Regions from separate parts of the Homo sapiens genome. Here region 1 is linked to region 2. A link is a contact called in ENCODE Hi-C or POLR2A ChIA-PET data. All regions are on one chromosome and are shown on one strand. Each heading gives the region's core, a stretch centred on a gene start or an enhancer-like site at or near the end of the contact. The rest is flanking DNA. Distances are from core to core; before and after follow the strand shown. Region 1 holds the start of CZ1P-ASNS (CZ1P-ASNS readthrough). Region 2 holds the start of PEG10 (paternally expressed 10).

What was found. A loop is a pair of places that touch in the nucleus more often than their neighbours do. ChIA-PET counts read pairs that join two places held with the same protein, here RNA polymerase II (POLR2A). Pooled maps may share reads with other maps.
Region 1: a map of naive thymus-derived CD4-positive, alpha-beta T cell shows a loop between it and region 2 (22-fold over the local background). The contact joins the promoter of CZ1P-ASNS here to the promoter of PEG10 in region 2. A Hi-C loop is called at or near these places in 1 of 168 maps with a recorded cell type or tissue (naive thymus-derived CD4-positive, alpha-beta T cell) and 6 of 50 pooled maps. POLR2A ChIA-PET finds 5 or more read pairs at or near these places in 2 of 52 experiments (A673 and B cell).

Annotation. Positions count from the first base shown.
Region 1 is chr7:97,971,108-97,973,807 of GRCh38, reverse strand. CZ1P-ASNS (CZ1P-ASNS readthrough) reads left to right here and starts at 1,450. Exons shown (of 19, transcript NR_147989.1): 1 at 1,450-1,673. It also overlaps the pseudogene CCZ1P-OR7E38P and the pseudogene CCZ1P1. RefSeq lists a silencer at 1,545-1,854.
Region 2 is chr7:94,653,039-94,658,974 of GRCh38, reverse strand. It overlaps PEG10 (paternally expressed 10), which reads right to left and starts at 2,650. Exons shown (of 2, transcript NM_001172437.2): 1 at 2,384-2,650. The coding sequence starts at 2,388. It overlaps SGCE (sarcoglycan epsilon), which reads left to right and starts at 2,842. Exons shown (of 11, transcript NM_003919.3): 1 at 2,842-2,985. The coding sequence starts at 2,877. RefSeq lists enhancers at 324-618, 1,398-1,447, 2,717-3,494 and a silencer at 688-927.

The DNA of each region.
Region 1 (2,700 bases), core at 201-2,700, 3.3 Mb before region 2:
ATGATCTGGCCGCTGCACTCCAGCCTGGACAACAGAGCAAAGTGCTGTCTTAGAATAAAATACTTTTTAAATAAACTAAAAACAAAACAATGGGCCAGGTGTGGGTGGCTCACATCCGTAATCCCAGCACTTTGGGAGGCCAGGTGAGGCAGAATAGGGCATGAGGGTAACCAAGGGTTAAGGCAGAAACAAAAGAACAGCAGGTGCAGCCAGTTCTAGGCAAGATTAGGCAGCATGGAGGCCACGTGTTCATTCCGTCAATCAGGCGGAGAGGGGGGCGGGGGGAGGGTGACAGCTTCTGATTGACGGCGGGGGGTGGGTGGTGGTGCGCAAGTCTCCACTTCAGCCTCTGATTGGTCACAGGCCAATCCTTCAGAGGGTGTAACCAATCGGAGGCATCTAACGGGCACCTAGGGGCGTTACCTAATTCTTCCAGCTTAATAAAAATCCTGACGGGTGCTATCGAACCGTTTGCTCTATCCCGCTCCTGCTGTGTGAATTGTACTTTCGCTTCAATAAATCTGTCTCTTCCTTACTCCGGTTTTTTCTTTTGTTTCTTTTCGTTGCTTTGTTCTTTTGCTACTTTGTGCATTTTGTTCAATTCTTTGTTCAACACGCCAAGAACCTGGGCAATCCACGGTCAAGACCTTCCATCCAGTAACAGAGGCAGGAGGATCCCTTGATGCCAAGAGTTCGAGACCAGCTGGGGCAACAAAGTGAGACCCTGTCTCTACTCTCTAACTCTCTCTCTCTCTCTCTCTCTCTCTCTCTCTCTATATATATATATATATATATATATATTTTAATTATCTGGGCATGGTGGTGCATGCATGTGGTCTCAGCTACTCAGGCTGAGGTGGGAAGATCGCTTGAGCCTGGGAGTTGAGGCTGCAGTGAGCTATGATGGCACCACTGCACTCCAACCCGGGTGACAAAGCGAGATCCTGTCTCTAAATTAAATTAAAAACAATACCACCAAAACAACAACAGGTTGGGCGGTGGTGTCTCACGCCTATAATCGGAGCACTTTGGGAGGTCGAAATGGGAGACCATGTGAAGCCAGGAGTTCGAGAGCAGCCTGGGCAACACAGACCCCACCTCTACAAAAAATAAAACTGGCCTTGATGGCGCGCCCTGTAATCCTAGCTACTTGGGAGGCTGAGGCAGGGGGATGGCTTGAGTCCCAGAGGTTGAGGCTGCAGTGAGCTGAGATCCCGCCGCTACACTCCAGACTGGATGACAAACTGAGATCCTATCAAAAAACAAACAAACAAACAAACAGTGCCCCACTCAGTTTTTCCTGAAACGCGCAACCCTCGCCCGTAGCCAGGAGAAAACTCCGCGAGCCAGCAAAACACAAACTCGGCCGGGAAACAGACAACAAGGCCACCCTGGGGTGCCAGAAGAGGACGCTGCGAGGCGGGTTCTTCTTCCTGGTCGGCGGCGAGCGCTTCCGGGGTGGTGGCGAGGGAGGCGGAAGTGCGGTGTTCTAGCAGGTGGCTGCTTTCTCTGGGCTGGCTGTGGGAGGCTCCCGAGGTGGGGACCCGGCCGGGATGGCTGCAGCGGCGGCCGGGGCTGGGAGCGGGCCCTCGGCGGCCCAGGAGAAGCAGTTCCTGCCGGCGCTGCTGAGTTTCTTCATCTACAACCCGCGCTTCTGGCCGCGGGAAGGAGAGGTATGCGGAGGGGGCGGCGCGTGAGCGGGCGGCGTCGGTGCCCCCCAGGGGCGGCGGCCCTGTGGTTCTGCCCACCTCGAGCGGCACTGACCTAGCCTGCGTTGTGCCAGGTGCTGAGCCCGGGCCGGGGGCTGCGGCGGGGACCTGACAGCAGGCAGGGACCGCTTCAGGTCCTGGGTCGATGTCTGTCTATGGAATAAAGCCCCGTCAGGTCTGTATCACTCCACACCCCAGGTTCAGTCTCTTTGCGCTTTGCGTTGCGTCAGTTCTGGGAAATTAAAATTGAACTTGGCTTTGTTAAGTGGGTAGTCCCCAACTAGAAGCGTGGAAGCAGAGTGGCAGACGCTAGCCTTCAAATGATGCAAGCCTGGAGGACCCTGTAAAAGTTTTCACCCAAATGAGGAAAATTAGTTCCGGGACACGTGTGTGTGTGTGTGTGTAAGTTAGTTACGGGACACGTGTGTGTGTGTGTAAGTTCCGGGACACGTGTGTGTGTGTGTGTGTTTTCTGAGGTGGGGACGGCGACTTTCTCAAAGGATGTCCGGAGCTGTGTTTCGTTACCAGCAAGTCAGAGTTCTTTTAAAGACTGTCCAGGCTGGGCGCTGTAACTCACGCCTGTAATCCCAGCACTTTAGGAGGCCGAGATGGGAGGATTACTTGGAGCCAGGAGTTCCAGACCAGCCTGGGCAACAAAGCAAGACCCCCGACTCTACCAAAAAAAAAAAAAAAAAAAAAAAAAAAATCGAAAAATGAGCCAGGTGTGGTGGCACGCACCTGTATTTCCAGCTACTCAGGAGGCTGAGGCCAGAGGATCGCTTGTGATTGAGGCTGCAGGTGAGCTGTAATTGGGCCACTGCACTACAGCCTGGGTGACAGAGACCCCATCTCCAGAAAAAGAAAAAAAAAAAAAACTCGTCAGTTCAAATGCTTGGGAACTGGCTGGATTTAATTTTCAGGGAGCTATGTGTCTGCAGATGTGCAAACCTTTATTTCTTACAAGCATTGGTGTATTACAGATTAGCTCTAG
Region 2 (5,936 bases), core at 1,401-3,900:
CAAAGGTCCACTAGTGCCTCTAAAAAAACCTTAAATGTGAAAATATTTTTAAAGTTTTTAAAAATAAATTGTTAAGTTTTGGTTTTCATTTGCAGTAAAAACATTTGGCTAAATTGCCTTTAGAGGCACCAGCCATGTCAGTTTACAAGGTCCCTTCATAAGCCACTATCAGGAGTTTAAATTGTGGGATTATGTTATTGAATATATGCAAAGAACATATTAAAAGTGCTCATAAATTCCAGTTATAATTATTATTGTTAATTGTTTTATTTATTATTCTATTAGACTCTAGTAGCCAAAAAGCAAAACCAACACAGCAGAGAAACCGCAGGGGGGCGGGGCTGTACAGCCAGGGCTCAGGCAAGGAAGGTGCGCAGGTGCAGAGGACCGGCGCCTGAAGGGAGGGGCTGAGGGTTCACACTGCGCATGTGTGCTAGCCGGCTCTGAGGGAGGTGGGACTATAGGCCAGCCCGGCAGAGGCAGGCTTAGGGAGGGGCCAAGCCTTGGAGAGGCGGGGCCTGAGCAGGCTACCTAAGAGGAGGCGGGCCTGGGGAGGTGGGATCTGGGTGAGCTCACATCAGAGGAGGCGGGCCCAGGAGAGGCGGGGCCTGGGCAGTTCACCTCAGAGGAGGCGGGCCCAGGAGAGGCGGGGCCTGGGCAGTTCACCTCAGAGGAGGCGGGCCCAGGAGAGGTGGGGTCTGGGCAGTTCACCTCAGAGGAGGCGGGCCCAGGAGAGGCGGGGCCTGGGCAGTTCACCTCAGAGGAGGCGGGCCCAGGAGAGGTGGGGCCTGGGCAGTTCACCTCAGAGGGGGCGGCCCCGGGAGAGGCGGGGCCTGGACAGTTCACCTCAGAGTAGGTGGGCCCGGGAGAGGCAGGGCCTGGGCAGCTCACCACAGAAAAGGCGGGCCTGGAAGAGGCGGGGCCTGAGCAGCTCACCTCAGAATGAGGTGGCCAGAGAGAGGTGGGGCCTGGGCAGGCAGGCGCTAAGGAGCTGGGAGGAGGGGCCTGAGGAGGCCGCATCTAGAAGGCGCGCTCTGGGAAGGCGCGCTGCAGGGGAGGCGCGCTCTGAGGAGGCGCTGTAGGAGGAGGCGCTAAGCACCGCAGAGAAGGCACACTAGGATGGGCGGGGCAGGCCTGAGACTGGCTGCTACAGGGCTGCAGAGTATCTGCACACCCCCCCCCCCCGCCGCCAGAATCCCCCCTCCCAAACCCCTCCCACCAGTCACCAAAGCCAGATTCATTTCATGCAGCAAGAGCAATCCACAGATCCAATTCCCCCGCCATACTCAGCAAACCCACAGTTTCCACAAACTGTTGCTGGACGCTGATTCGCGCCACCACAACTACACCGCCACTTCAATCAAGCACAAGTAGGCAGGCAGCCTGCTCTGCCATCACCAAAAGATTCCCATTTCCACTCCAATCAGTGCCCCTCCACTCCACTGCTATAGCGGGAATGGTGTGGGCAGAATGTTAAACACTAATTTTTGCCCGGGGCTCCATTTTGTCTACCAGCACCATCATGCGAGAACCGTCCTGCAGAAAAATAGAGTGGGAGCCATTCCAAAAGGTGAAAGGGTGGGGTCCTGCTCCAAGAAAACAGAGGAATTGTACTCCGCAGCTCATGTCCCACTACGGCTGCTTTATTTGTAGCGCAAACGGTCTGCAGCTCCTGTACCTCTGCAGCTCTTACCACTTTGTAGTGCATCTTAGGTGTGAATTGTTCCGCAGCTCATGTACCTCTGCAGTTCATGTGCCTCGCAGCGCAATGAAGCGCTGTTGTCGGGCTGGCTAATCGCATCGTTTTTGTAGCGTTTTTTGTAGTGCTACTCTTCTGCAGCTCAGATTTTGCAGCGCATGTAAAGCGCAATTCAGTTTTCTGTCTGCAGCTCCTATATCGCTGCTCCTCGTTCTGGATTGTAGCGCCACTGAAGCGCCCATCCGTCAGTTTGTGGCACATAAAGCGCCCATCAGTTTATAGCGCAATGAAGCGCCAGTTGTAGCTCCCATCAGTTTGTCGCCCGCGTGAAGCGTGCTTGTAGCGCATCTGAAGCGCCAGTTTGTAGCGCATTTGAAGCGCTTATCTGTTTGTAAAGCATGGCACTTGGTAGCGCATTTGAAGAGCAAATTGCAAATCGATCTATAGCTCCTGACCGTCTGCAGCTCATCACTGTCCGCAGCTCATCTCTGTCTACAGCCCGTATCTGGACTTGGTCCTGGAAACCCAAGCCTTTAAGGCTTGGTTTCCCCATTTGTTTTGGGGTACAGCCAGTGAAGGCGTGACAAGTTTTGCGTGGAGACATTCTGGGGTGCTACTCCATCTCCCGCAGCTCCCGATAAGCACGGGGAATGAACGTGATCTTTAAAAAAAAAACGTCCTCACCGCATACTCACCACGCGAGGACTCCTCTGCGAAGACAGGAAGGATGGGGTCCCACACCTGAGCCAGGCGCGGTCTCCACTGGGTGCTCCGCAGCCCGGAGTGGCTCCGGACGACAGCCCGCTCAGCGGACCTTTCGCCAGGCTCGGTGGACCTTCTCCGCTGTTCTCCTCAGGGCGCAGTCAGGTTTCTTCGACACACACCAACCGAAGTTGAAGCGCGTGTACCAGGAGCGCAGACTGTGAGCCTTATATAGGTTGCACCGAGGAGGGGGGCGCCAAATCCCAGCGTGCTCCGCGGGCTAGGGGGTGGAGGGGGGTGCGGGGATGGGGGATGGGGGTGGGGGCGGTGGCCACGCTGCAGTGGCCCGCCGCTAGAGGGAGTACGGGATTACCGAGGGGGTGCGGGATGCTGATGCTGAACTGGCCAAGCTGGGAGGGAAGAAGAAAGGGAGGGGAGGGGAGAATCGAGGACGGACGGCCTAGCCAGGCCAAGAATGCAATTGCCCCGGTGGTGGGAGCTGGGAGACCCCTGTGCTTGGACGGGACAGGGTCGGGGGACACGCAGGATGAGCCCCGCGACCACTGGCACATTCTTGCTGACAGGTTAGTGGCCTGCGCGCGACGTGGAGGTCCCGGGGCCAACAGGCCGCCGCCTCCCCCTCCCCCGCTCGGGTTCCGGGCGCCTGAGCGCGCCCTTTGGGCACCAGCCTCTCTTTCTGTCCCGGACCCCACCGTACCCCTCCTTCAGTACACCCTGTACCCCATTTCCCCGGCCCAGCTTCTCTCTCCCCAGGCTTGACCCCTGGCCTTTTTTTCCTCTCCGCGCCCCCGCGGGCCCCTCCCTGCTCTGCGGGCGCAGAAATTCCATCTCCAATTCCTGTTCCCAACATCCCCCTCCCCGCCCAGCCCCAGGGTAGTCCTCTCCCGATCCCTGTAGCAAAGAGCTGGGGGTCGTTGCCTGTTTTTCTGGGGGGCCCGTTTCCCCGCGATTGGGCTCTGCGACCGCGATGCGAGCCAAAGGAAATGGGTGTCAAGCTGCGTCCCCGCTACACAAACACATCTTTTTTCCTTTTCTTGATAGTGGTAGAGAACACAAAAATGTGACATTTAAAACACCGAATTTCCCCCTCTTGCTAAGTGCATTTCTCGGTGACGGAAATCTCGGTTTTCTTCGGTTTTACGGAGCAGGGAAGCGGAATCATGAAATGCTGGGAGCTAAACAGGGCGTTCAGGTCAGGGTTAACCCCGGCTGGAGGCCAGAGATGCTGCCGTACCGAGTGCGCTATTTCCAGAAACCAAAACCAATTTAAAACAGCTGTGGATGCTTCCAGTGTGTTTGGCGGGCTTTGAAGGCTCCCAGCTACCGACTTTTGGTGGCGATTACGAGGTTTACACAGAGACCTTGCTTCCCTTGCAACGTTACATTTTCCTAAATCTTGTAGGGTGAATGAATGCGTTTAGTCACGGCAACCGCACGTTTAATCCTTTCCAGCGGGTTGCCGAGATTCGGCCACAAATATTTGCGTGCATTTGTACTATGAACATATATATTTTATGTCAGGGAAAATTGCAGTGGCTGATAAGACGCTAAAATTCTGATGAGGAAGGATGCTAAATAAAACCTTAACGCGGATTCCCATCTAAGCGCCTCAGTGTCAGGTGCTTGGGAAACTGACAATCTGTTGATGATCTTAGTAAAACAAGTTTAAGTTAAAAGGGAAAACCAAATTGTCTACAGCTGAGTTAGGTTTCTGAAACACAGATGAAACGCTTTCATATTTGAAGAGCAAAATTGAGCACATTTTAGTAACATTGCTACGGATTATTTTATACTTGGAATATCAATAAGAATTTGACTTATTGTCATAACAACGTTGCAGACACCGCACTTTAAAAGAGAGCCTTTCTAGGAATAAACAAAACTGTAGCCCATTTACTGAGATTTTACTTTTTATTAGAAAATGCCCACTATCCGGAATATGAATGAATGAAATGCAGCTTTTTAACAAAGACATTTCCCTAGGAAGTTGGGTAAACACAATTATACTTTTTAGAAGTGCCTTTTAATTTAATCTTTAGGATGTTCACCCTCTTCTGCAAGATAGAATAATTCCAGGATTTCTTATGCTTGGTAGAGTACTGTTCTGGTGACCGCTGTCAAATTCTTACCAGTTTTGTTTGTTTGTTTAAATTCGAAAGTTACTTCACCTAGTTAACTGAGACATTATTTTTCTAAAAATTGAGATTTAAAACCAGTATAGATGAAAAGCAGGAAAAATTAAAGTTCAAAAATCCATCTTAAGACTTTAAAAGTTTGAACAAGTTTGAACCAATTTGATTTTTTCATTTCAAAATGCTAACCAGGACTTTTTTTAAAAAACGTAATTAGTATTTTACCATAATAAAAGTAATTTCAGGTCATTGTACAAAATTCAGGAGAGAAAACCCTAGAAAACTCTAAAGAAAAGGTCACCTGTAACCTATTCACCCTGCAATAACACCAGTAAACATTATAGAGTCTGCTTTTTCAGACGTTCTCTATGCATATATAGGTAGCTATACAATAAATATTTTTCATAGGATTGCAGTTAAATACTTTCTAAAAGTTAAAAACAAGATCAAATTAATTCTCCTCGATTATTTTCTTTCCAAAGAGCCTTTAAATGTTAAATAACATTAAGTTTGGAGAGCTTTCTTTAAAGGAAATAATATTAATTTTTTAATTAAAATTTTAAATGAACAACCTTAGTACATAAATATTTAAAACCAGAAAACTGAGAAGAATTTTCTCCCATCTCACTATTCTAACATATTGTAGTTTTTTATTCCTCTACATATGAAAATATTTTCACTTTGCTTAGAAATAGAATTTTCTAAGGGAAAAAACAGCATCAATATATAAGTAATTTAGATAAAACCTTTTTGTTATCCAAAAAACAAAACAATACTAAAAATAAAACAGAAAGATAACATTAATAGAGCAATACTTTAGGTAACATTTTTGTGTTGTCTAGAACAACAAACATTTTCAAAACCAAAACCAAAACCAAATTAATAGATAAGAACTTTAAACATATTTTGGATATTTAATATCTATGTGAATTTTGGATTTTCTCAGATATTTATTTCTGGTGTTGACTATTTCTGCCCATTTTGCACAGGGTTGCATATACAGCAAAGAGGAGTTAATGTGTATTATTTATTTTATCAAATAATAACTGGGCTTCGTATTTAGACATTTTATCTATTTTTATGAGAATTTGCTGTAGATCTACGAAGCTGTTGATTTAACACCTATATTTAACTTCTAGTATGTTAAGAAAATTGTATTTCAAAACAAAGTGGGATTTTCACTTGTTAGATAATAACTAGACTTTCTCTTTGGACATTTTACCCATTTAATGAAAATTTGCCATGTATTTATAAAGCTGTTGAATTTACCTTATGTATTTAGCTTAAGTTCTAGGGTTTTAGAAAACGATTTCAAAACAAACTGGAATTTTCACTTGTAAAATAGTAATTGTACTTTCTATTTGGACATTTTATCCCTTTTT